7 separate regions of the Homo sapiens genome follow, and all the other regions are linked to region 1. A link is a contact called in ENCODE Hi-C or POLR2A ChIA-PET data. All regions are on one chromosome and are shown on one strand. The core of a region is the stretch at or near the end of the contact, and the rest is flanking DNA. Distances in the headings are between cores, read along the strand shown. Region 1 holds the start of UBAP2 (ubiquitin associated protein 2). Region 2 holds the start of BAG1 (BAG cochaperone 1). Region 3 holds the start of CCL27 (C-C motif chemokine ligand 27). Region 4 holds the start of AQP3 (aquaporin 3 (Gill blood group)). Region 5 holds the start of SIGMAR1 (sigma non-opioid intracellular receptor 1). Region 6 holds the start of NOL6 (nucleolar protein 6). Region 7 holds the start of RPP25L (ribonuclease P/MRP subunit p25 like).

What was found. A loop is a pair of places that touch in the nucleus more often than their neighbours do. ChIA-PET counts read pairs that join two places held with the same protein, here RNA polymerase II (POLR2A). Pooled maps may share reads with other maps.
Region 2: a loop to region 1 is called in a map of B cell, with 8 times the contacts of the local background. The contact joins the promoter of BAG1 here to the promoter of UBAP2 in region 1. A Hi-C loop is called at or near these places in 2 of 168 maps with a recorded cell type or tissue (B cell and CD4-positive, alpha-beta memory T cell) and 12 of 50 pooled maps.
Region 3: a loop to region 1 is called in a map of CD8-positive, alpha-beta T cell, with 16 times the contacts of the local background. The contact joins the promoter of CCL27 here to the promoter of UBAP2 in region 1. A Hi-C loop is called at or near these places in 4 of 168 maps with a recorded cell type or tissue (CD8-positive, alpha-beta T cell and naive thymus-derived CD4-positive, alpha-beta T cell) and 7 of 50 pooled maps.
Region 4: a loop to region 1 is called in a pooled map, with 9 times the contacts of the local background. The contact joins the promoter of AQP3 here to the promoter of UBAP2 in region 1. A Hi-C loop is called at or near these places in 1 of 37 single-sample maps with no recorded cell type and 9 of 50 pooled maps. POLR2A ChIA-PET finds 5 or more read pairs at or near these places in 2 of 52 experiments (GM10248 and H1).
Region 5: a map of CD4-positive, alpha-beta T cell shows a loop between it and region 1 (3-fold over the local background). The contact joins the promoter of SIGMAR1 here to the promoter of UBAP2 in region 1. A Hi-C loop is called at or near these places in 1 of 168 maps with a recorded cell type or tissue (CD4-positive, alpha-beta T cell), 4 of 37 single-sample maps with no recorded cell type and 11 of 50 pooled maps. POLR2A ChIA-PET finds 5 or more read pairs at or near these places in 2 of 52 experiments (activated B cell and activated CD4-positive, alpha-beta T cell).
Region 6: a loop to region 1 is called in a map of naive thymus-derived CD4-positive, alpha-beta T cell, with 25 times the contacts of the local background. The contact joins the promoter of NOL6 here to the promoter of UBAP2 in region 1. A Hi-C loop is called at or near these places in 1 of 168 maps with a recorded cell type or tissue (naive thymus-derived CD4-positive, alpha-beta T cell), 3 of 37 single-sample maps with no recorded cell type and 17 of 50 pooled maps. POLR2A ChIA-PET finds 5 or more read pairs at or near these places in 2 of 52 experiments (HEK293 and activated CD4-positive, alpha-beta T cell).
Region 7: a loop to region 1 is called in a map of CD4-positive, alpha-beta T cell, with 3 times the contacts of the local background. The contact joins the promoter of RPP25L here to the promoter of UBAP2 in region 1. A Hi-C loop is called at or near these places in 2 of 168 maps with a recorded cell type or tissue (CD4-positive, alpha-beta T cell and naive thymus-derived CD4-positive, alpha-beta T cell), 2 of 37 single-sample maps with no recorded cell type and 14 of 50 pooled maps.

Annotation. Positions count from the first base shown.
Region 1 is chr9:34,047,236-34,050,437 of GRCh38, forward strand. UBAP2 (ubiquitin associated protein 2) reads right to left here and starts at 1,652. Exons shown (of 29, transcript NM_001370062.2): 1 at 1,590-1,652. It also overlaps the pseudogene RN7SKP114. RefSeq lists enhancers at 762-1,618, 1,619-2,474, 1,755-2,284, 2,475-3,202 and silencers at 1,435-1,484, 1,635-1,724.
Region 2 is chr9:33,263,113-33,266,314 of GRCh38, forward strand. It overlaps BAG1 (BAG cochaperone 1), which reads right to left and starts at 1,596. Exons shown (of 7, transcript NM_004323.6): 1 at 1,112-1,596. The coding sequence starts at 1,562. CHMP5 (charged multivesicular body protein 5) reads left to right here and starts at 1,937. Exons shown (of 8, transcript NM_016410.6): 1 at 1,937-2,035; 2 at 2,898-3,002. The coding sequence starts at 1,967. RefSeq lists enhancers at 605-654, 785-1,374, 1,905-2,144 and a silencer at 1,405-1,724.
Region 3 is chr9:34,660,882-34,664,083 of GRCh38, forward strand. CCL27 (C-C motif chemokine ligand 27) reads right to left here and starts at 1,776. Exons shown (of 3, transcript NM_006664.4): 1 at 1,683-1,776; 2 at 1,403-1,535; 3 at 1,009-1,198. The coding sequence starts at 1,752. The coding sequence ends at 1,063. It overlaps IL11RA (interleukin 11 receptor subunit alpha), which reads left to right. Exons shown (of 13, transcript NM_001142784.3): 12 at 1-55; 13 at 601-1,021. The coding sequence ends at 617.
Region 4 is chr9:33,445,828-33,449,029 of GRCh38, forward strand. It overlaps AQP3 (aquaporin 3 (Gill blood group)), which reads right to left and starts at 1,766. Exons shown (of 6, transcript NM_004925.5): 1 at 1,596-1,766. The coding sequence starts at 1,703. RefSeq lists a silencer at 1,752-1,941.
Region 5 is chr9:34,636,202-34,639,403 of GRCh38, forward strand. It overlaps SIGMAR1 (sigma non-opioid intracellular receptor 1), which reads right to left and starts at 1,586. Exons shown (of 4, transcript NM_005866.4): 1 at 1,346-1,586; 2 at 1,019-1,219; 3 at 796-888. The coding sequence starts at 1,496. RefSeq lists a silencer at 1,336-1,825.
Region 6 is chr9:33,472,253-33,475,454 of GRCh38, forward strand. NOL6 (nucleolar protein 6) reads right to left here and starts at 1,672. Exons shown (of 26, transcript NM_022917.5): 1 at 1,537-1,672; 2 at 1-160. The coding sequence starts at 1,590. LOC107987061 (a long non-coding RNA gene) reads left to right here and starts at 1,888. Exons shown (of 3, transcript XR_001746648.3): 1 at 1,888-1,945. RefSeq lists an enhancer at 1,284-1,623.
Region 7 is chr9:34,610,421-34,613,622 of GRCh38, forward strand. It overlaps RPP25L (ribonuclease P/MRP subunit p25 like), which reads right to left and starts at 1,677. Exons shown (of 2, transcript NM_148178.3): 1 at 1,644-1,677; 2 at 75-912. The coding sequence starts at 876. The coding sequence ends at 385. DCTN3 (dynactin subunit 3) reads right to left here. Exons shown (of 7, transcript NM_007234.5): 7 at 3,126-3,202. RefSeq lists enhancers at 595-1,148, 2,252-2,301, 2,429-2,478 and a silencer at 1,612-1,851.

The DNA of each region.
Region 1 (3,202 bases), core at 402-2,901:
AGCCATAAGTAGGAAAATCAGGAGTATGCTGGCAGCAAGCAAAAGGGCAGTTTGGGAAACTAATCACTTCTGCCTAATGATAAGAGAAGCCTTCAAAGCAATGGAAGGACAACCCTAGCGAAGGGGCTCCACAGGTGAGTGTATTGAAGGAAACTATCATCTCCAGGGAGTGGAATACATTCCCTTTCCTGAGGTAAAAGGGGAACACACCAATGTAGGATACGGGAGAGCTTAGGTATCATGTTCAACTTCCTTCCACCTTTCACAAACTGGCACTAAAACGGATACACAATTCACAGTGAAAAGTGAGGAATGCAATAACTAGTCGCATACCCCTTGTTGAAAAAAGTGCTGTCACAACGGAAGAGGAATATAAGAACTGGGTTCACCCAAGAAATTATATGCCCTTCAAATAAAAGATAATCTTTGGATACCTTATGGAGACCTGAAAAAACCCTCAACTAGCTGAGCACCGTGGTGCACACTGTAATCCCAGATACTCAGGAGGCTGAGGTGAAAGAATCGCTTAAACCCAGGAGCTGGAGGCCAGCCTGGGCAACATATGGAGACCATATCTCTAAAATTAATAGTAATTTTTTAAAATCTCTCAACTGTTAGGATACACTGGTGCTGTAGAAAGACAATAAGCCTAAATACTGGCAAACCATATACCTTCCTTGAATGTGAGGTAAAAACAATATCCAATAGAAGTGGTAGTAAATGACTGGATTACATCAAACAGGAAATAACAGTAATAATGATGGGATCAACCCCTAAAGCGAGCAAGCATTAGAGACCAGAGTGGTGACAGTTGAGATGCGTGGGCAACTAATTAGACTAAAAACTCAGGGGAAAATGTGGAAAAGCCGAGTGGGAAAGTGATTCAGAGGCAAACAACTGAGTTGTAATGCACCAATGAAAGAATAACATTTTGAGTATGTATTATTAACAGAGAGAGCTTTGCCGTTTACAAAGCGCTCAAAAACCTACATTAAATAATGAACTGTGATATAACCAGACTACAGGAACGGCGGGTGTGGAGGAAAACTGAGTCCCAATTGAGACCAATGCCCTACAGAATTGAAAAGAAGTAGAACTGAACTGTGACTCCGGGTAAGCCAGGAAAGGTTAGAGAGCGCATAAGTTGGGGCTATAACAGGGCCAGTCCCAAGACTAGCTACGGGCGTGAAAGCGGAAAGGTGATGAGATGGGACCGACAGCGTGGCGGGGAAGCTCCAGTCTACTGGCAGGCACCGAGGTGGGAGAGAAAACCACACCCTCCAGGGCAGAAACCCGAAAGGGGGGAGGGGAGGCACCCCTGGGGCTGGGTGGGGCCCAGCCGACCTGGACGGGGGAAAGTAGGAAGAAGCACAGGGCAACGTGAGGGGAAGAGGAAGGAGGGAGCCCGGGCCTGGACGTAGAGGGACCGTGGACCTGGCGAGTGAAGCTCGGCCCGGTCCTCACGGGTGGGCGCCGGGGCAGTCTGCAGGCGGTGGGGTTTCAGACGAGCTGAACCCAGAATTAGAAAGCACACGCTGCAGCGCTCAGGGCCCTGGAAGAGGGAAGGAGAGGGAGAGGATGGCAATTACCGCTGCTGCTCTCGGAGGACCCAAGACCCGCTGCCGCCGCCGCCGCTCGTTACCTGCCAATGTGCCTCTTACAAAGCGGCGGCGGCGGCACAGGCTGCCCAACCCGTCACGTGACCTCGCGTCACGGGCGAAGGAGGAGCCACAACACGTCGCTCGTGCGCGGCTTCAGAGTCAGCCTAGGCGGCGCGCGGCCTCTTCCAGCCACCACCTCCACCCCAACCCCGCGAAGCCAACCGCGTGGAGGTGGGGACCACAGAAAGGAACAAATAAGGGAGACTTGATAATATGTATTGTACTCGGAGTCATCAGGAGAGTATTACCCACCGCATACAAGGTGCCCACAACTGCAGCTCGTCGTCGCGCCGTGATGACCTCACAAAGCACCACAGGTTACTCCCCTGTGGCCGCCCTGTGCTCATCACGTGATGTGGTCCAACCACTCAGGGCAAGCCTGGCCTCCCAAATGTTGCACGAGGGGACCACGACTCCCAACATGCTGCACAGCCAAGGCGACCCCTACCGCAGCCTTTCTCCAGCGGGCTTCTAGACGAACCCCCTAGAGACCTTAGAGCCGAGGGAAGGCCGGGACGGAAAGCGGACTAAGCTGGCTTGAAGGACTAATACCATTGGATGCCGCCCGCCATGTGGCGGAGCGTGGTGCCTGCTGGGAGGTGTAGTCCTGGCGGGGGGTGGGGTTCCGCTCCCACGTTCCTGGGCTCGCTCTGCGCCCTGCCCCCTGCGCGGGAAAACGCCAACGGCTAGCAGCGAGAGCCTCGGCAAGGCGGAAGGTGCGCCCACTTTTAGTCTTTTTCAGTGCGGTTTTACTTTTGCCCTCCCAAGCCCCTTCTGGGTGAAAAGACTAGAATCTACTGAACGCCTACTCCAAGTCAGCCGTTTATTTCTGTTATATCATATAATCAACTCCTTGAGTCCAGGATTTTCCCTATTTAAGGATTTAAAAAAAGAACCTTAGAGTTGTTTGTTGACCGAAGAGACCCAGGTTTTCTGTCTTTAGAAAATTAATGACCTCCTCTCAATAGGATCTGACCTGTTGTCAACTCCAAGAATTACGAATAAATAAGATGATGGTTTATAATTGTAGCATGGTGTTTTAAAGTATTTTCCATTTACTGGCCTGTTTGGATGTGAGGGCGTTCTGGCTATCTTGTCACCCCATAGATCGCCAGGGCTGATTCGGCTGATCTGGCTGTCTAGGCGGGTGGCCCCTTCCTCCCGCACCTCTCCATGTGCGTCCCTCCCGAAGCTGCATATTCGGTCGAAAAGGAGGAGCATCCCCCATAGAAGAGGACAAGTCAAGGATATAGGAGTAGCTGCACGCCCGTGTTAACAAGCTCTCAAGGTCCTCTAAACAAGCTCTCAAGGTCTACTTACTGGCCTGTTTTATCCCAAGCTAGTTACATACAAGGACTTTGCAGTCCCGGCATGCCTTATCTCAATTGGAGCTTTCCTCTGTAATAACACTTCACCGGCTTGTGAAAATTAAATGAGATTATGTAAAATGCCTGCTTGACACATAATAAACCCTCAGTAAGTATCAGTAATCATTTTCACACTCTACCCATCGGGCCCAAAAGGTCTAAGTAAGGTAGAAA
Region 2 (3,202 bases), core at 346-2,845, 780 kb before region 1:
TACCTATTACTTCTTATTTCACAGATGAGCAAACTGTGACTTCAGGCAAGTTAAGGACTGCCTATGGAGACTCAACTGTTGGAATCAGAAGTTGATATCAGATCTAGCTGATTCCCAAGCCCACCTTTTTCATCACAAGCCATCTGCTTCCTGTGGCTTGACTGCCCTGTACCCTGTATTGTATTGGTCTCGTCTCGCTTGCTGTAATGGGCAAGTGACTGTTTTCCTCCAAGTCTCTCCCACTGAACACACTTGAGTGCATCCATGATTTGTGCTAAGTAAACAGACAAATGCATACGAACAGCAGAGCCTTTCTTTCTGAAGAAGAGACGCCAATTCTTTTCCAGGGATGCGGACAGCAAGGAGGGAGCCTGTGTACAGTACATTACACCAAGGTTTGGTTCCCCCAACAGCTCCGTGAGGTCAGCAGGAGCCAGGGTTACCAAATCTACTTCACAGAGGAGAAACCGGATTCTTAGAAGAAGCCGTCCATCCCAAGGTCACTCAAAACCGCAGGATCTAGAATCCAGGTCTCCAGATTCCCAGACCCTTGGGCCTCCCCTAGCTGGTTCTAGAGAAACCTCATGGACTCAGCTCTCCGGTGTACTGACTTCATTTGGTGGTGTGTCAACTCCAACAGTAGGCAGACCCAAAGGGTGCCCAGAGTACAACGCTTGGACCCACGGCCAACTCAAGCGGCGCACACGGAGAAGGCACTCAGCACACGAGGAGCACCCCGGCATGCACGAAGTTCTGACTTATCACACACGGAGCAGTCGTAGACCACATGGCCCAATATATGCCTGACACAAAGGGCACAATAACTGCGCGGGCACACAAACACAACCAGGCCCACGACGTAAAGCACGGAGAAGCTCAAACACCCAGGATCGCACAAATGACCAGAGACAAAATACACCGGCCACATGGAAAAGTGTACAGACACAAGCCCGGGACAAAAGACAGTTCCACGGACACAACCAATAACCCACGCTTCCGGACGCCAGGACAAGCGCAAGGTCACACGCTTCTGGAGGACACGTGACTAAACCCACAGACCCCGCCGGGCTTTCGGGACCTGCATGGAGCCCACCTGGCGCCCGACACTCACTGTGGGTGACAGTCACGGTGAGCCCAGCTGCCGCCATTTCCTCCCTGGTCACCTCCTCGCTCCGGGTCGACTCCTCGTCCCGGGTCACCTCCTGGCTCCGATTCATCTCTTCGCCCTGGGTCGCCTCCTCACTCTGGGTCGCCTCTTCACTCCAGGTCGCTTCCTCACTCAGGGTCAACTCCTCGCTCCGGGTCAACTCCTCGCTCCGGGTCGAGCGGCGCCGGGTTTTCTTCTTCATCCGCGGCCTGCGAGCGCCGGCGGCGGCGCCCCTGGTGGGTCGGTCATGCCCGCTGGCAGTACTCCGGGCAGGTGGACGCCCAGAGGGAGGCGGACCACGCTGGGCCGGGGGCTCCGACTGGCGCGGCTCCCGGCCTGGCCGAAGGGCGCGCAGCCGGGAACCCAGCCGCTCCCGGTCGCCTCGCGGTCTCCGCGCCCCCCCGCGCTGAGCCAGGCCCGCACTTGTTGACCGCCCAGCGATGGAAGCTGAGCGCGGCGTCTCACAACCCCGCCCGACTACTTCCCAGCCCCGCCCCGGCCTGCCGGCCCCGCCCTCGCCCTATGCCGCGTTAGTTGCCTCCAGGCCCCACCCACTCAACTGAGGCCCCGCCTTGCTACAGTAAAACCCCTCCCACTCCTTCTACCAACACCCCGCCCCCTGCAGGCTCTCTCCGAGAGCACCAAGTCCTTTTGCTCTCCATCCCCGGAAGACCCGGCTGAAAATCCGGAAAAAGAATCGGGAAACGCCAGGAGGCATATTGCGCTTGCGCACGGAGGGGCCGGAAGTCGAGGCGGGAGTGACTCTGCTTCCGTTTCTGGTTTTGCTCTAGTGTTTGGGTTTCTTCGCGGCTGCTCAAGATGAACCGACTCTTCGGGAAAGCGAAACCCAAGGCTCCGCCGCCCAGCCTGACTGACTGCATTGGCACGGTGGGCATTTGATCATGCATAAGTAGGCTCAGGACCTCTGACACACCCGACCCCGCCCACCCCCAGCCCCGGGCCCATATTCTTCCACTTCATTTCGGGTCCTGGGCCCCTTACACGTCGTCCCTCTCTATCTCACCTTCTCCCCTTCATCCCTGTTACCCAAGTCATTCCTAACGCCACAAACCAGGGAACCCCTAACCCCATCACTGCCTTGCCCTGCCAGCACCCAACCCGTTTTGATGCCCATTGCCCGTCCACTCGCTCTCGCCTTGATCCTCTCACCTCACCCAGCCCTAGGCCCATACACCCTTCCCACCTCATCCTGCCTGATCCCTTACCCTTCTTCCATCTGTCATCCCCAGTCCACATCAGGACTCAGCTTGATATCCTAGGTCAACATATCTGTGCCTTCGTCCTGGATCTCAGTAACACAAAACTCAGAACCCTAGCCCCTCAGATTAAGCCACCATCCCCGATTTAGGGAATGGCATTAGATCTACAATCAGCTGGTTTCACTTGGCACTGGCCCATTTCATGTGCCTCTTGGAGGAACTCTCAGCCTGGCTAGTCTCTGATTCTAGGGAAATTCCAACTCAACTCAGTGATTCTCAAATTATTTTCTGCCCCAACCCACTTGAAGGCTACCTGGTATATCAGAATCGGGGCAGTGTGGCGGGGGGTAAGAGAATAATTTATAAAGCCCAGGGTTTCTGGTTGGGAATACCCTTCTTTGTGAACCACTGTTTTTCACCCTTCCCCTTAAGCTCCTCTTTTCTTCCTCTGTATTCCTTCCTCTCTACCTGCCCCTTCTGGAATAAGTGTATTGCAGTAACTACCAGTGCATTTGATATTTTCCCCTAAGGTGGACAGTAGAGCAGAATCCATTGACAAGAAGATTTCTCGATTGGATGCTGAGCTAGTGAAGTATAAGGATCAGATCAAGAAGATGAGAGAGGGTCCTGCAAAGGTAAGGTGGGCAGCAACTGCTGCACAAGGTGCTGGCAGAGCCTAGTTTTAGCACCTATAGAAATAGGGCCTAGTTCGGCTGGGCGCAGTGGCTCATGCATGTAATCCCAGCACTTTGGGAGGCTGAGGCGGGTGGATCACGAGGTCAGGCATTTGAGACTAGCCTGGCCAACATAGCGAAACCCTGTCTCTACTGAAAAT
Region 3 (3,202 bases), core at 526-3,025, 610 kb after region 1:
GGATCCCCAAAGCCTGGGTTCTTGGCCTCAGTGATTCCAGTGGACAGGCGTCCAGGTGAGTAGGACATCCAGAAGATTTGGACTTGGAGATGTTTGCCCCTATTTTGAGTGTCCAGATTAAGAGCTGGCTGCCCTAGTCATTTTAAAACATGCTGGGAATCCAAGTTGGGTCTCCTCATTTTAATGATGTCTAGGCTGAGGGCTGGGCCTTTCATTCTTGAGTCCCTGGGCTCAGAAGTGGGTCTCTTTCCCTCCTCTCAGGGTACTGAGGAAGGACCCCAGGTGGACTTCCCTTCAGGGTATTAGTATTAGTACTAATACTCTTCCAGGGTATTAGACTCAGAGCTGGATATTCATCCTTTTTTTTCAAGGTGTCTTGGATCAGTGCTAGGTCCCCTCCTTCATTCTTAATGTGCCTGGGCCCAGAGCTAGGTCCACTCCCGTATCTTCAGTGTGTTGAAGAGGCTCCCTCAGAGCTGGGCTCCTCTACTCATCTTCAGAGTGTTAAGCTTAGAACTGAGTCACCTCCCTCATTCTCAGGGTGTCTGGGCCAAGATCCGGTCTTACTGTCTCTCCTGATTTGCCTCCTGCTTCTTCTAGGAGCTCCAAACCTGTAGAGGACCCAGGAGGGCTTCGGCAGATTCCACCTATAATTCTGTCTTGCTGGTGTGGATAGAAACCAGGCAGGACAGTAGATCCCTATGGTTGGATCTCAGCTGGAAGTTCTGTTTGGAGCCCATTTCTGTGAGACCCTGTATTTCAAATTTGCAGCTGAAAGGTGCTTGTACCTCTGATTTCACCCCAGAGTTGGAGTTCTGCTCAAGGAACGTGTGTAATGTGTACATCTGTGTCCATGTGTGACCATGTGTCTGTGAGGCAGGGAACATGTATTCTCTGCATGCATGTATGTAGGTGCCTGGGGAGTGTGTGTGGGTCCTTGGCTCTTGGCCTTTCCCCTTGCAGGGGTTGTGCAGGTGTGAATAAAGAGAATAAGGAAGTTCTTGGAGATTATACTCAGAAATTATTATCCAATGCTGCTTTATTATTTGGCTATTGGGGGCTTCAGCCCATTTTCCTTAGCATCCCAAAATTCAGCTTGGGCAGAGTCCCATGGAGCTTTCTCTCTTGGTGCTCAAACCACTGTGACAGGCTGGGGTTCTGGGGGTGGATGCAGATGCTGCGTTGAGCCAGGTGAAGCCTGGGTAGAGAAAGGTCCAAAGCTATGACCATAGCTTGGGGATGAGATTAGGGTCATCCCCAATGACCCTAATTAGGGGTTAGGAGCAAGGACCAGATGAAAACCTGAGTTGGCAACAGAATTAGCAGTTAGGGCTGGGGTTGGGATCAGCATTAGGGGTTGGGACTGAGGTCAGAGTCAGGGGTATCAGGGGTGGGAGCTCACACGAAAGCCTGGAGGTGACAGTCCCCGTCAGCCTCCTGCAGTTCCACCTGGATGACCTTCCTCAGTAGCTTGTCTGAGAGTGGCTTTCGGTAGAGCTGAGTACAGCAGGCAGTGCTGGGTGGCAGTAGGAATGCTAGGGGCAACAGGGCCATGTGTTCAGAGGGATCCTGACCAAGAACCTCTCTGCCAGACAGCTGGAGGTTAGGTTGGATTTCCTGGGTCTTTTCAACTTCATCCCATTCACCCAGACCCCCAGCTTTCTATACCCCCAAGTACTCACCTGCTGTAGGGTCTGGGCTCAGGAGCAATGACAGCAGCAGGAGGCTGCAGAAGGTTGGGGGCCCCTTCATGTTGCTCAGCCTAGACTCTTCCTTCTCTCTCTCTCCTCCTCCCCTACCTTTTATCTGGGTGCCTTTTACCTGGGGCACTAGGTGAGTCAGAGGCAGTTGGAGATGTACTGTGTAACCTGTGACACTCCTGGGCCCTAATTCTCGGCCTGTTGCCACAGACTCCTTCCTCATCTAGGATAGCCATTTCCCATGTGCTCCTAAGCTCTGGGCAGTGAAGCTGGGGGAAGGATTAGTGTGTGATGTAGGGACTGATGGAACAGTGAGTAAGGGCAGTCAAGCATCCACAGCAGCATCTAATGATAGACATTCACACTCAAATACGCATAGCCACACATTCAAAGTCACTCCTCAATCACTTGGTCAACCTCACAAAGTCATACTCATGATCAGACAACCGTAGACAAAATTATATAGCCCCGGTTATACTCAAAGTCCCTCTCCCACCCAATTGTGTTTTCACAGTCATCCAATCACAAGCAAATTCACACTAGCACACACAGATTCTGACAGGGGAGTTGTGGGTGGGGTGGGAGCAGAGGGCAGGCAAGCACCAACTTGCCTTCACCTTCTCCTCCCCACTTCCTGGCTTGGCCTGCCTGTCTTATCAGAAGAAATGGATGGGAATGGGTCCCTAGAGCAGGCCCTTCTGGCTGAGGAGGGTTCTTGGCTGAGGCCAGCCCCATTCAGAGAAGCTGGGGGAAGGCCCTTTATGGTAATATTAAGGGTGTTTTGGAGATGCTGAGGTGGGGCAGCTTTCCCCAGGATGATGAGACAGGGAGGAAAGGTGGGGTAGATAAGGAGGGAAGATAAAAGCTCTTTGGTGCTAGGTTACTGTTGTCAAAACAGGTAAAAGGCCCAGTGAATCTTACCTTCCTGTTTTTGTCTAGTCCTGTTCCAGGAATGCCAACCTCTTGCCAGCAGGGGCCTAGGGTCTCCAGATCCAGTCCCTGACTTGTTGAAGACATTGGACTCAAGCACTCAATTACATCTTTGTTTTACTCAAATTCCAGCCTCCTTCCTGGGCCTGGAGGAACATCCCCTCTCCCTACCCGGGTTCAGTCACACCCTCATGTCCAACTGCTATACCCCCTGCATCCCACCCTCCAGCTATAGCCGCTTCTCTCCTAATCCCATACCCAGCTGTCACTCCGTTCTTTACCCCCTCCCTGCAATGCAAAGCTCCTATTCATCTTTATCCAGTCCTTTCCAGGAAGCTGGGAGCTGCCTAGGGTGGGGGTATGCTGCCAAGTTCAGTGCCCCTGGCTCCTTTAAGAATTTCCCACTCCTGGTCCAGGGATCTCAATCTGCAAGTCCTGCTCTATATTTGAAACATAAACCAAGTCATAACACAGTAATCCAGCCCTTATCTTGTTGCAGTCGTCTGCTGTAGGGTCAGCCACTCTCTATGGAGTAGGCTTTCTCTTGGGATAGGGCTTAGGCCTTTCTCTTG
Region 4 (3,202 bases), core at 516-3,015, 600 kb before region 1:
CAGGCACTCACCCACTACAAAGGGATCCCCAGGCCTGCCCCTCCAGTTCATGCAGTCCTTGAAGTTCTGCTTCTCACTGATATCCAATACCTCACATCCATCTGAGTCTGCAACCCTTCCCCTAAAATTTAACACTCTTCTTTTGTGGTCTGGGATAAGCCTGATGATCCTGGGGCTCAGTGGGAGGACTAACGGCTCCTTTGTGAGAGAGTGAACTGAGACTTGGGAGGGAATGAGGAGGCCCCTCTAGGAAAATAGAAGACATCATCCTCCCCTAGCCTGGCTGCTCTAAAACAGGTGGCTGGACTCAGGACTCCGATAGGAGTGAGGGCTCCGAGGCAGGAGAGTGATAAAGGCCACCTCCTATTGCCTTCTTGGCACAGGAGAGAGGGGCTAGGGCTGGCTGATAGGACGACTAATCTTATGGGAGGCTGTGGATAAAATGCCCCCTGTGGCTTCCCCACTTCCTATTCTTGGAAGCCAGAAGTGGGTTTCAGCCCTCCTCTGCCCATAGATCCTGATCCTCAACCATTTGGGGATCCCTACTTGCCCTTAGTTAGGCTTCCTAGTCCACAGTGGGCCAGCTGGTCTGTACTACCCAGGGCTGGGGCAGGAACGGAGTAACCCACTCACTGCAATGTAGCAACTGAACACAGAGGAAAACAGGTGTAACCACATGAGCGGCTGAAAAATCAGAGTAACTGGGACAGGAAATAGAACATAACTGGTGGGTCTGCCAGACCTAAGAAGTGCAAACAGAGTCACTCAGAACAAAACCAGGGTGAAACTGGTGTGACCAAGGAGTAACTAGGACTGAGGAGTAACTCAGGCAGGGAAATGCTCACTCAGAGAACCCACAGAGTAACCAAGAGGCCAGGGAGTAACCAGAATGCTTGTCGTCTTCTGCACAGACGCTGACAGCATCTGTCTGGATAACAGACAGGGCCTGGGAGTCGCTGAGCACCAGGTGAGCAACTTTAGACACGCGTCCTCTGTGCCTGGGCCTAGCTTCCTCCCACCCTTCTACCGTCAGAATCTGCCTCCCTTCCCACTTCGCTGTTCGCAGCCCATGTGGCCTGCACCCTCTGCCCCCACTCGTGCAAACTGTCCTCACTCACTTCAACCTTTGGACTTTTTGAGGCTTAATTATTCATTAGAGGCCAGACACCCAGGACCCAAATAACCTAATAATGGCTCATTTGCCTCCGCCCCCTCCCCTACATCTGGGGGCTGGGATTCTGGGAATCTGGAGGGGTGTGGGAGGCAGGGGAAGTGGCTGGCTGTCCCAGACTGCAAGCGTGACCGCTGCCCCCAGCCTGTTGGCTGAGTCACTTGTGGGAGGGTAAACGATCGGCACTATCACTGGGGAGTAACAGCTGTCATTCTGGCAAGAGTCGGAGCTGTCAGAGAGGGGGTTAGAACCGTGGGGAAGAGGACTTTGGAAGTCAGCTTGATCCTCCGCGGTTAAGCGTGGGGGTCACAGCTGGGGAGGTGGGTCCAGGCTACCTTGGAAAACACAGCCCCTTCGGGGAAGTGAGAGTTTGGGGAGTGCAAGGGCTGGAGAGAGAAGGGCTTCCCCGGCTCCCTCCACTCACCACCAGGATGAGGGTCCCCAGGCACTCGGCCAGCGCCTGTCGGAGCAGCCGGTAGCGGATGTGGAGCATCTCCCCGCAGCGGGACACCAGCTCCTTCTGTCGACCCATGGCGGGGCAGGCGGCGGCGCTGTCGGGCGGGCAGGGGTGGCGGGAGGCGGTGGCGCAGCGAGCAGCGGCCTCCAGCGCTGGTGGCTCCCTTTATAGGAGCGCTGGAGACACGGGCCCCGCCCGCCCTGCAGCCCCGCCCTGCAGTCCCGGAGCGCCGAGGAGTGCGCGCCCCCTCGCCCCCGCCCCACCTCGGCTGGGAGGCTGGTGCGGACGCCGGGTGGAGGGAGCTGCGGGCATGGAGTGTGAGGAGCTTTGAGGGACGGGTGGCCTTCGGAGGGCGCTTAAGGGAGGGGACGTCAAGGGGGCTGAGAGGCTTAGGCAGATCTGAGAGCCAATGGTGGGATTATAGGCAGGGTTCAGGGCCATGGCTGGAGAGGATGCAGCTGTCATAGAGACCACCTGCGCCCTGTGATCACCCCACTTCCTTGCGGGCAGGAGGAGACCTGTCAGAAAGAAACTGGCCGCATCTCTCCAGGATGACTGGACCCAACAGATCCTCAGTTCGAGGCAGGAGGAGGAGGCTGCGAGCCCCAAGTGAGAAGCAACACTGTCTCTTCTGTCAGGACAGATAAGGCACCGACCCTTCAAGGGGACAGCTAGTGTCAGAGGGGCAGCAGTCCAGACTCAGGTGGGCACACAGACACACGTGCTGAGTTCCAACCAGACTTCATGGGCCCTTCTCCCTGTGCTATGAGCACGTCGTGTGTCGCATGTCCTGGCCAGCTATGTCCACAGCTGTGTCTACACATGGCGGATGTCCTGTGTGCCTAATTGTACGGCTGGGCATTCCTCGTGGCTGTGCACATGCCTGTTGAACATGGCTAGGTGACCTAGCTTGTCACACGTGTACCTGCGTGCATTGCTCACATGGCTCCAGAGGCTGAGCTGCAGTTGCCCCGACATGCCACATGCCACATGTTTGCCAGCAGGCTGAGTCCCAGCTGTTTTTAACCCTCTCCTCTCCCATCTGACTTACCCCCAGCCAAGGAAGAGTCTGTCTCTTTTTTTTTTTTAGACGGAGTCTCTCTCTGTCGCCTAGGTGGAGTGCAATGGCGTGATCTCGGCTCCCTGCAACCTCCACCTCCCAGGTTCAAGTGATTCTCCTGCTTCAGCCTCCCGATTAGCTGGGATTACAGGTGCACACCACCATGCCCAGCTAATTTTTGTTTTTTTAGTGGAGATGGGGATTCACCATGTTGACCAGGCTGATTTCGAACTCCTGACCACAAGTTATCCACCCGCCTCAGCCTCCCAAAGTGCTGGGATTACAGGCGTGAGCCACTGAGCCCAGCAAGTCTGCCTCTTTAAGCAAACTTAATTATGGGGGAGTCAGCCCTATCTGAGGGGGATCATGGGACAACCTTGCCCTCTCTCTCTTTTTAAAGAGTAGGGTCTTGCTCCATCACCCAGGCTGTGGTGCAATCACAGCTCACTGTAGCCTCGAACTCCTGGGCCCAAGTGATCCTCCCACCTCAGCCTCCAGAATGGATGGGACTATA
Region 5 (3,202 bases), core at 336-2,835, 590 kb after region 1:
TGAGGCTTTATCTGAAAAGTGTAGCTGTTCAACCACCATGCCTGCGATGCATACACCCAACCTCAAATATACTGGGAAGTCCAGTGCTCTATTTCTTAAGTAAATTGTTTCACTATTAAAAAAAAAAAAAAAAAAAAAAGGCAGGGGAGCGGCCGGGCGCGGTGGCTCACACCTGTAATCCCAGAACTTTGGGAGGCCGAGGCGGGTGGATCACGAGGTCAGGAGATCGAGACCATCCTGGCTGGTATGGTGAAACCCCGTCTCTACTAAAAATACAAAAAAAATTAGCCGGGCGTGGTGGCGGGCGCCTGTAGTCCCAGCTACTCGGGAGGCTGAGGCAGGAGAATGGCGTGAACCCGGGAAGCGGAGCTTGCAGTGAGCCGAGATCGCGCCACTGCACGCCAGCCTGGGCGACTGAGCAAGACTCCATCTCAAAAAACAAACAAATAAAAAGATAACTGTCTGTCTTGTCTTTTGGGGTATTGAGAGCATTTCTGATTACCCATTGTCTCCCCAACAGTTGTTGGAATACTGTCTGGGCAAAATTGTGCCTGGGCAGATAAAAATCAGACATGTTTAATAGGAAGTTGTTATGTTTTGTTTCCCCTTGACAGAGGAAAGCAAGAGTCCCTCAGCTCTGCCCCAACCAATCACCTGTGGCTTATGGGAGGGTGGAGGAAGGGAACCATGAGGAGGGCCCCCCCAACACACTCCTTTTCCATGCCATGCTCCCCGCAATTGTGGGCACCCCCCGCGTGAAGGGACCCACTTCTCTGACAGAGCCTTCTTACCCACCTGGGTAGAAGACCTCACTTTTGGTGGTGCCCTCTCTCCACTGGTGGAAGGTGCCAGAGATGATGGTATCCGAGATCTCAGCCCAGTAGCGCCCTGAGTGACAATCGCACATGACACTATCAGGGTATTCGCGCCATTGCATGGCCCAGCCAAACATCAGAAAGGAGGGCATGGGCCCCTTTACAACCCCAGCCTCCCAGTCTGGCCCGCCGCTAGCACTGACCCGAGTGGCCGCGGGAGCCCAAGGCGGTGCCGAAGAGCAGCACATACTCGGACAGCGAGGCGTGCAGAAGGCACATGGCGCCCATCCAGCCACCCGCATTCACGAACACCCACTGCAGCTCCTCGTCGGGCAGCACGTGGCCTGGGTGCAGCCGCCGCAGCTCCACGATCAGACGAGAGAAGGCCAGCTCGTGGTCCAGCCCTGGCGGAGGCAGAGGGGCGGCGGAGTCAGGGCTGGCACCGGTCCTAGGTCCGGGGATGGCGCCTTCGGAACCCTAGGCTCCGCTCCCAGGCCGGCCGCTCCCCTCCCTGCCCTCTGCCCGCTCACCAGCGTACTGCCGCGCCAACTGCGCTATCTCTTCGCGCTGGAAGACGAAGCTCTGCGTACCCAGCCAGAGCCAGACGACCTGGGTCAGCACCGCTGCGACAGCCAGGAGCAGCGCGGCCCACGCCCACCGCCGGCCCACGGCCCACTGCATCCCGGCGGGCGGCCTGGCACGGCGCAGCTCAGGAGGGAGCCGGGGCCTGAGGCTTTGCGCTCACGGCCTCGGAGCCCGCCGGCTGCCCACGAAGCGCTCCCCCGCCACCGCCGTGGTACGGCTCGCCCTGACCAATCGGAGCGGCCCGGGCACCTTGGCACCGCCCTTCGGTTGAACCATTTCCTCGGGGGGAGCACGGAGGAGTGGGGCGGTGCCGCGCAAGGGAGGCAAGGGGGCGGGGCCAAGTCGCCCAGCGGCAGATGTCAGGGTCTTCAGGCGAGGTCTGACCTAGCTAGCGCCACTCTACATACGGATAGGTGTGGGGATAGTGAGACCCAGAATGGACGGGCTCGCCCGAGCTCACTGGCTGGTGAAGCAGACGAGCCCGGAAGTGAAGCCTTCTGGGACTCAACGATTGTTAAGGCCCGCCTTTACCAGGACTGAAGCGGAGAGGAGGCAGTTCAAGCTGGGAGCCCCAGGGTGGGCATTCCAGAGGCGGTGACACCTGAGCAGTGTCTTTAAGAGCTCGCAGAAGGGGCATGCCAGCCCACAGGGACCAGCCCCTAGAGCAAAGGCCTCCGAGGAGAGACAGCTTGGGGTCTTCAGGGGCCTACAATTCCTTCTCTGTTCTGCGGCACAAAATGTGAGAGGAGGCCTTGTAAACCAGCTGAGGGTTATCAGCAAGGGAGGAAGGGGATTAGATTTTGCCACCGAGTGGCACAGGACTGTCGAGTGGAGGGGAGCAAGATGAGTCAGGGAGACCATGACTGTGGGCCAGGTAAGAGGGAAGGTCTGTGTCAGTGGAGATGGAAGAAAGAAATGAGCTTAACAACTCTGGAAATGGAGTTGGCAGGGCTTGATCTCTTCTTCCTGGAATACTCTTTCCCCCTTTATCCTATCCCCACTTTCCCCTTATTTGGCTAACATCCTTTGCATGTCTAGTGGGCAGTTGAGTGTCCAGGTCTCGAAGCTCAGCTCCAGTCTGGAGATAGAGCTGGGAGTTGTCATTCATTCAGATACTTTGTTGGCACTTGTATGTGCCAAGTTCTGTGGTGGCCATTAGGGATATGGCTAGAAACAATGGTCCTACTCCCCAGCTTAGAGATCTCACTGGAGAGTCTACAGAAAACCTCTAAGAATGGATGAAATCTCACAGGGAGAGAGAATAGAGTAAGATAAGGCTAAAGACAGAGCCCTGGAGAGCACCAACAGCAAAGGGTAGGCAGAGGAAGAAGAAAGCAAAAAGGAAAAGAAACAAAAGAGAAAAGAGGTAGCATTGTGCAGTGATTAAGAAATAAACTCTGGAGCTGGACTGCCTGAGTTCAAGGCCTGGCTCCTGCTACCTACTAGTTGTCTGATCTTGGGCAGTTTACTTAAAATCTCTGTAACTTAGTTTTCTTACCTGTAAAATGGAATGGAGATAAGTACCTACCTCATAGTACATATCTTCATTGTGATGAGATTAGATGGGTTAATATTTATAAAGCAGTTAGTGCCTCACATGGTGAGAATTTTATGTGATGGTTATATATATAAAACATAAAGGAACTGGAAAAAAGTAGCCTCATACATTTTTGACCTTAAAGAAAGAAACTGAGGCCGGGCGAGGTGGCTCATAACTGTAATCCCAACACTTTGGGAGGCTGAGGCAGACGGAACACTTGAGTCCAGGTATTCGAGACCAGCCTTGGCAACATGGTGAAACC
Region 6 (3,202 bases), core at 422-2,921, 570 kb before region 1:
GGCGATTAAGCTCCTCATTGGTAGGCTCCTTGTACAGTTCTGCCCTGCTGAGCTTCACTGGCTGCAGGAGGCCCTTCGCTGGAGGTTCAGCCAATGTACGCTTCCTGGAGGATGCTTTCTTCCCCTCTTTGCCTGTGCCTTCCAGGGCTGGTTCCATCACCTGTGGCCAGTGAGGGAGAAGCCATTTTGAGGTAATAGGTATCTAGCATCTGCTGCCTAAAGTGCCACCATGATAGGTTGTGGGTAAAAGCTTCACCTGCTCTGTCCCTCTTTTGAGTAGGAGTCAGATTTTGTAAAACTCAGGAGAATCGTTACTTGGATGAACATCACTGAGCGCTGAGCCGAAAATTCCTTGAGTTAAGAGCTCTCCTGTCTACCTGACACCACAAGCATGGAGCTCTGTTTGGAATTGGTAGTGATAGAAGCTGACTGGGCCCAGGCTGGACACGGTGGCTGACGCCTGTAATCCCAGCAGTTTGGGAGGTGGAGCTGGGCGGATCAGCTGAAGTCAGGAGTTCGAAATCAGCCTGGCCAACATGGGGAAACTCCGTCTCTATTAAAAATACAAAAATTAGCCAGGTGTGGTGGCACATGCCTGTAATCTCAGCTACGCGGGAGACTGAGGCAGGAAAATCACTTGAACCCAGGAGGCAGAGGCTGAAGTGAGCCGAGATCGTGCCATTGCATTCTAGCCTGGGCAACAGAGCAAGACTGTCAAAAAAAAAAAAAAAAAAAAGAAGCTGACTGAGCCCTGCCCTAAGTAATGCCCAGGCCCCTTGTATTTTCAGGAAGTTTCCTCTTCTGCTGATATAGGCCTGGGACTTCTCAAATGTCTTTCCCATTCTCGCTCCAACCAAATCCTGCCAGGTTCCACCTCCTCTAGGAAGACCTGACTGCCTCAGTTTACACTAAATACTCACTGATGGAAGGAGCTAGAACCGACTGGACCCCAGAGGACACATTTAGCAAGTCATTAAATCCTCAAAATAATTCTTGAAGACACTTGAAGTCCCACTATTCACTCGAGGTTCCACAACTGGTACACCCGTACTATGAGCAGGCTTCAAAGGCAAGCGTGCAGGATCCCAAACCTTTTCCCCTACAGCCGTGGGCCCATCCGCTCCACGATGCCTCTCATCCCAGAGAGCCTTACTGGAGCGCTCCAGGAGAGGCACCGTATGCCCTCCGCTACAGCGGGGAGCACAGAACTGGACACAAATTCTGTGGAGGAAGATCCCGCTTATCGTCAAGGACCACCAAATAAAAGAAACGACCCAAGTGTGGGTCTCTTCAACTTTGAGGTGCAGAGCTCCAGAAGAGAGCAGAGGCTCTACCGGCTTCACTGCTTCTAACCAAATACTGCCAGGTTCCATCACCCCTAGCAAGCCCTGTCTCAGTGCCACTGGCTGGAAACATCCTCCAGAATGGGCCGCCGGCATGGCTTTCACCCGCAAGCTGTCAGATCACGCCATCTCGGGCCCTGCAGCCAAGGGAGCGCACATTGAGCCTCTGTTCCTCCCCGATGGCTCAACCCACCTCTGGCTCTCCAGTCGCTCCGCGAAGCTGCTCTCCAGCTGGCGCCGGCCCCATCACTCAGGGTCCAGCACTCTCCCGCACTTCAGATTCTAGCCGGGTCTATACCTCATAGCTTCCCACGTGGGCGGAAATGCCTAACTCCAGGCCCAAGTCCAGCCCACCCCAATTCCTCAGGACTCCACCCACTCCAGAGCTATTGGATTATCAGTCGATTACTCGCTTGCCATTGGCCGGGCAGTCTCAAGGCCCGCCCATTAGGGGAGGGGACAAACGGGTTTCTGTGCTTTACGGCCTCTTCGCGACGCTAGAACGGAAGCCTGCCCGTAGCTAGGCCTTTGCTTTCTTTTCCTCACTTCCTTCGCGTGGCTGCAATCGGGAAGGGCGGAGCTAGTTTGTTCCTTTTGGTCAGGTTTGTTTACAGCAGTTATTCCTCCCTTTTTCTTTATTTGCTACACCTTATCAGTTAACAAATCTTGTCAGTTCTACCTCCAAAACATACCTTGAATTTATTCATTTTTCTGTGTCTTCACTGCCAGGTTTAGCCCGTCACATCATCTTGTTCCCGAATTATTGTTATGACTTTTCTCCAGTTTTTACTTATTACTTAGCTTATTACAATTTCAAGTAATTTAGTTATTTTTATTTATTTATTTATTTATTTATTTATTTATTTATTTATTTATTTTTGGAGTAGTCTTGCTCTGTCGCCCAGGCTGGAGTGCAGTGGCACGATCTCAGCTCCCTGCATCCTCCCTCTCCCAGGCTCAAGCGATTCTCGTGCCTCAGCCTCCTGAGGAGCTGGGATTACAGGCAGGTACCATCACACCCGTCTAATTTTTGTATTTTCACTAGAGATGGGGTTTCCTCATGTTGCCTAGGCTGGTCTCAAACTCCTGACTGCCAGTGACCCGCCCACCTTGGCCTCCCGAAATGCTGGGATTACAGGCCTGAGCCACTGCTCCCGGCCTATTTTTAAACTATTAAAAATTTAAAACAAATGTTGCAAGAATAATATAATGAATGCGCATATACTCTTCACCTAGATTCACTTAGTGTTACTATTTTGCCAAGTTTATCTTTACCTATGTATTTACATATTATTTTGCAAAACCATTTGAAAACCAATCACACATCTCCCTAAATACTTAGGTATGTATCTACTAAGATCAAGGACTACCTCTTATGTAAGCACAGCCCGATTATGAAATTAAGGAAATTTAATCGTGATTCAATACTAGTATACAAATTCCATCTTTAAATTTTGTCAGTTATTCCAGTAATAACCGTTATATGTTTCATTTTATTTCCTAATGCAGGATCATCTAAATTCAACTATTACCATATAATATATATATATATATATATATATATATATATATATATATTTTTTTTTTTTTTTTTTTTTTTTTTTTTTGAGAGAGAGTGAGTGTCCCTCTGTTGCCCAGGCTAGAGTGCAGTGGGTCGATCTCAGCTTACTGCAACATCCACCTCCTGGTTCAATTGATTATTGTGGCTCAGCTTCCCAAGTAGCTGGGATTACAGGCATGCGCCAACACACCAGGCCAATTTTTGTATTTTTAGTAGAGACAGAGTTTCACCATGATGGCCAGCCTGATCTCAAACTCTGGCCTCAAGTGATCTGCCCTCCTCAGTCTCCCAAAATGCT
Region 7 (3,202 bases), core at 427-2,926, 560 kb after region 1:
CAGCCCCCCGGGGTAAGGGCGGGGACTCCCATTTCTTTAATCCCACTCCACATAGCAGGCTGAGTAGAGGCTCATCAAATAGGTAGAAACTTTATTTCCTAAATCCCTCCCTGGACCTCTTTCAGAAGGCAGTTCAAATGCACTGTAGGTAGAAGGCAGAGGAAGCCCTTATTTAGCAATGCAGAACTTGGCAGAGGCCCCACATCTGTCATTCTTCACAGCAGTCCCTTCCCACATGCTAGAGGGAAGGGGAAGCATGATAGGGAGGTCCACTTTTGTGGACTCAAACCTTGATGGGGATGTTGAGCAGTCACAACGCTTCTCAGAAAAGGCACAAGCACCCCAGACATTCAGGCCCGGAGAACAGGCTGGCTCAGCAGGTCTTCACGATCGGGTGTCTCGAGCCCTTCTTCGGGAACGAGGGCCACAGCTGGAGCTGGGCATGGAACCCAGGCCAGGGGGTGCTCCTGGGGGTTGGTAACCACACTCATTGGGGTCCAGGGGGTCCCGGCTGAGCAGCACCCACACTGCAGGCACATGGCGGCGCACTGTGAGGGGGTCTAGCCCTGTGTCAGGTGAGGCTGGGACCCAGCTGTCCTCAGTCTGAAGGAAACGTAGCTTGGTGAGCTGGTGCAGGCCTGGGACCCGCCGCTTGACAATCTCAGCGCAGCTGACAGCCTTTCCTGCAGCCCTGCCAGAACCTGAGAACACTACATGCCGAGCACTGCCGCCCTCCAACCGACCCAGAGCCAACCCCAGCAGGTTGCGAATTTTGCTGCCATCTCGGACCCGCATCTCAAGGGTATCAGGAGGTAGCTGGGGCATTGGGGAAGGCGCTGGGAGCTCTACAGAGCCAGCTTTCCGGTAGTGCTCCATCCTGCTTGCTGTCTTGTCTGTGACTCTCGCTGCCCACTGCAGGGAAGCATCAGGTAAGTGCTAAGCAATGTGCCCCAAGTCACTGTCCACCATCCCCTATCTCCATCCAGGATATGGCCCTGCTCCCCGTTCCAGACTTCCCAGAAACAGGATCATGTCCCCTTGTCCTTAGCATCTCGTGACAAGGTCCATGCCTGCCGCAGTCTGGGAAAGGGCTGTACCCCATACACCCCGTTCCTCTACAAGGGCCATAACACCCCCACCTCCAATCCTGGAGTCCAAGAGGCAGGATCACATTCCCCAAACACTGAGCTCTTTGGGAAAGTGCCAGGCCCCCTCATCCTAAACTCTCCAGGACTGGGGCTTAGCCCCCCTTATCCTGGGCTCCTTGGAACAGGGCCTGGAACCCTCACCCCAGACTAATACCAATAGAGAGCGCTCCTCACTTGGGGCTCTACAAGGACAGGGACAAGGCCCTTCGCCCCAGGCCCCCCGGGAAACAGCCAAGAACCCTTATCCAGTGCTGCCCCCAAACAGAACGGATCCCCTCTCCCAGAGATTACCAAGGTCAATCTATATCAACCCAGGTCACTCAGAAACTCGGGGGCAGAGGCTCGACTCGGAGGGCTGCTCAGGACATTCCAAGACAGCCTTGGCCGTTTCCATAGCCACGGTCTCTTCCAGGGTCTTGCCGGCCGCTGCAGCCAAGCCACAGGCGTCCCCCAACCCTACGAGCGCCCCTCTGCCCGCCCGGTTCCGGCTCTCACCGAAGCCGCCTCACGCACGATCCGGAGCCAAGATGGCGCGCGGGCCCGGAGCGCACTAAGGCCGCGGGGCCGCGCACGCCCCGAGGGGGCGGGGCGTGAGGGGCGGGGCGTGAGGGACGGGCCCCGAGGCATCTCCGCCGCGGAAACAACCCGCTGGCCAGAGCGCCCCGGACCAGTCCCAGCGGGGATGGGAACACGAGCGCAGCCTCCGCTGTTACGCCCCGGAGGGAGGCAGGACAGTTCCCTGCGGTAGAAAGGAGCGGCCGTCGGGGAAGTCCTGCGTCTGAAGGAGGGGGATCTGGCCCTTAGAAGATGGGAGGGCTGGCGTTAGCTGTTGAGCAAACGGGGAGCTGTGGGTTTCACCGTGGGTGCGAACAAAGGCTTCAGTTTGTAGTGGCTGCTGTTGCATGGGCGAGAGCCTTAGTTACCGACTTCTGAGCTTCGACCTCATCCTGTGGGCGCTGGCGGACCACGGGGGTTTTCCGGGTTTTCCAGGGGCCAGTCGAACCAGATCTTGTGCAGGGAGCCGAGGAGGGAGTGGTGGGGAAATCGGGCCACAGCCCCTGACGACACCTGCCGCGGAGTCTGGGGGCTGAGGGGGCGGGGGTGCCCACGGAGCCTAGTATGGTGCCTGGCGTATGACCGGCGCTCAATATTTGTTAAATGATTTGTTACATTAATGAACCAGAGAAATCGCGGTGGGAATGGAAAAAAGATTAAGTTGGGAGATACTAGTAGGTTCAGTGACGAGTTGGCCACTGTTTGGACGGAGAAGTAGGAAATTCCGATCTAGGGTGACTCCCAGGTTTCAGATCGGTTTGGACACGCTGAATTTGAGGTGCCGGAGAGGTCGCAAAGGCGGGGCGGCCAATGGGCCGTTGGAAAAAGGGTCTGGAGCCAGAGCACTCCCTGAGACCACAAGGGGGCAGCAAACATTTGGTGGACTACGGTGCCAATCTGTTTCTCAACATGCTTGCCCCAGCGCCCCTACTTCCCAACTTCCCCTCCCCAGGACCAAAACTTCCTGCATCCAAACCTCTTAGGCTGCCCTTCTCGGCTCGTGGCAGCAGGTAGGCTCCCAAGAGAGAAATTTAAAGGCCTTTGCACATGCTGCTCCCTTGGCTCTGAAAGTCCCTGGATATCACTTACCAGGTCCCTTCAGTCCCTTTTTTCTTCTGTGTCCACCTGATAGGACTGCCCTTTTCCTTTACTGTCTATCCTGCTAGCCCGTGCAGGGCAGGGATTAGCCCTATCTACTCCCATCATCTGACATTTGGAGGTCTCTTATTGGTAAATGTGGGATAAATGGATACATAAAGGAATATCCTATTCACATAATCAAATGAGAGCCTTCATTTTGAGAGCTCTACACCTGCCAGAAAGCCAGACCAGGATGAGTTTAGTTCCCAGTCAAACGATTAGGCAGGCTGACACCTCTGCCCCCTACCACCTCCATCCTAGACCAAGAAGCCAGCACACTCCTCCAGTCATCTCTATGGTTTATTGTCACTGAAATAAGAACACTGATTGGGGGGAGGGTGGGTGTTGCAAATTGCAAA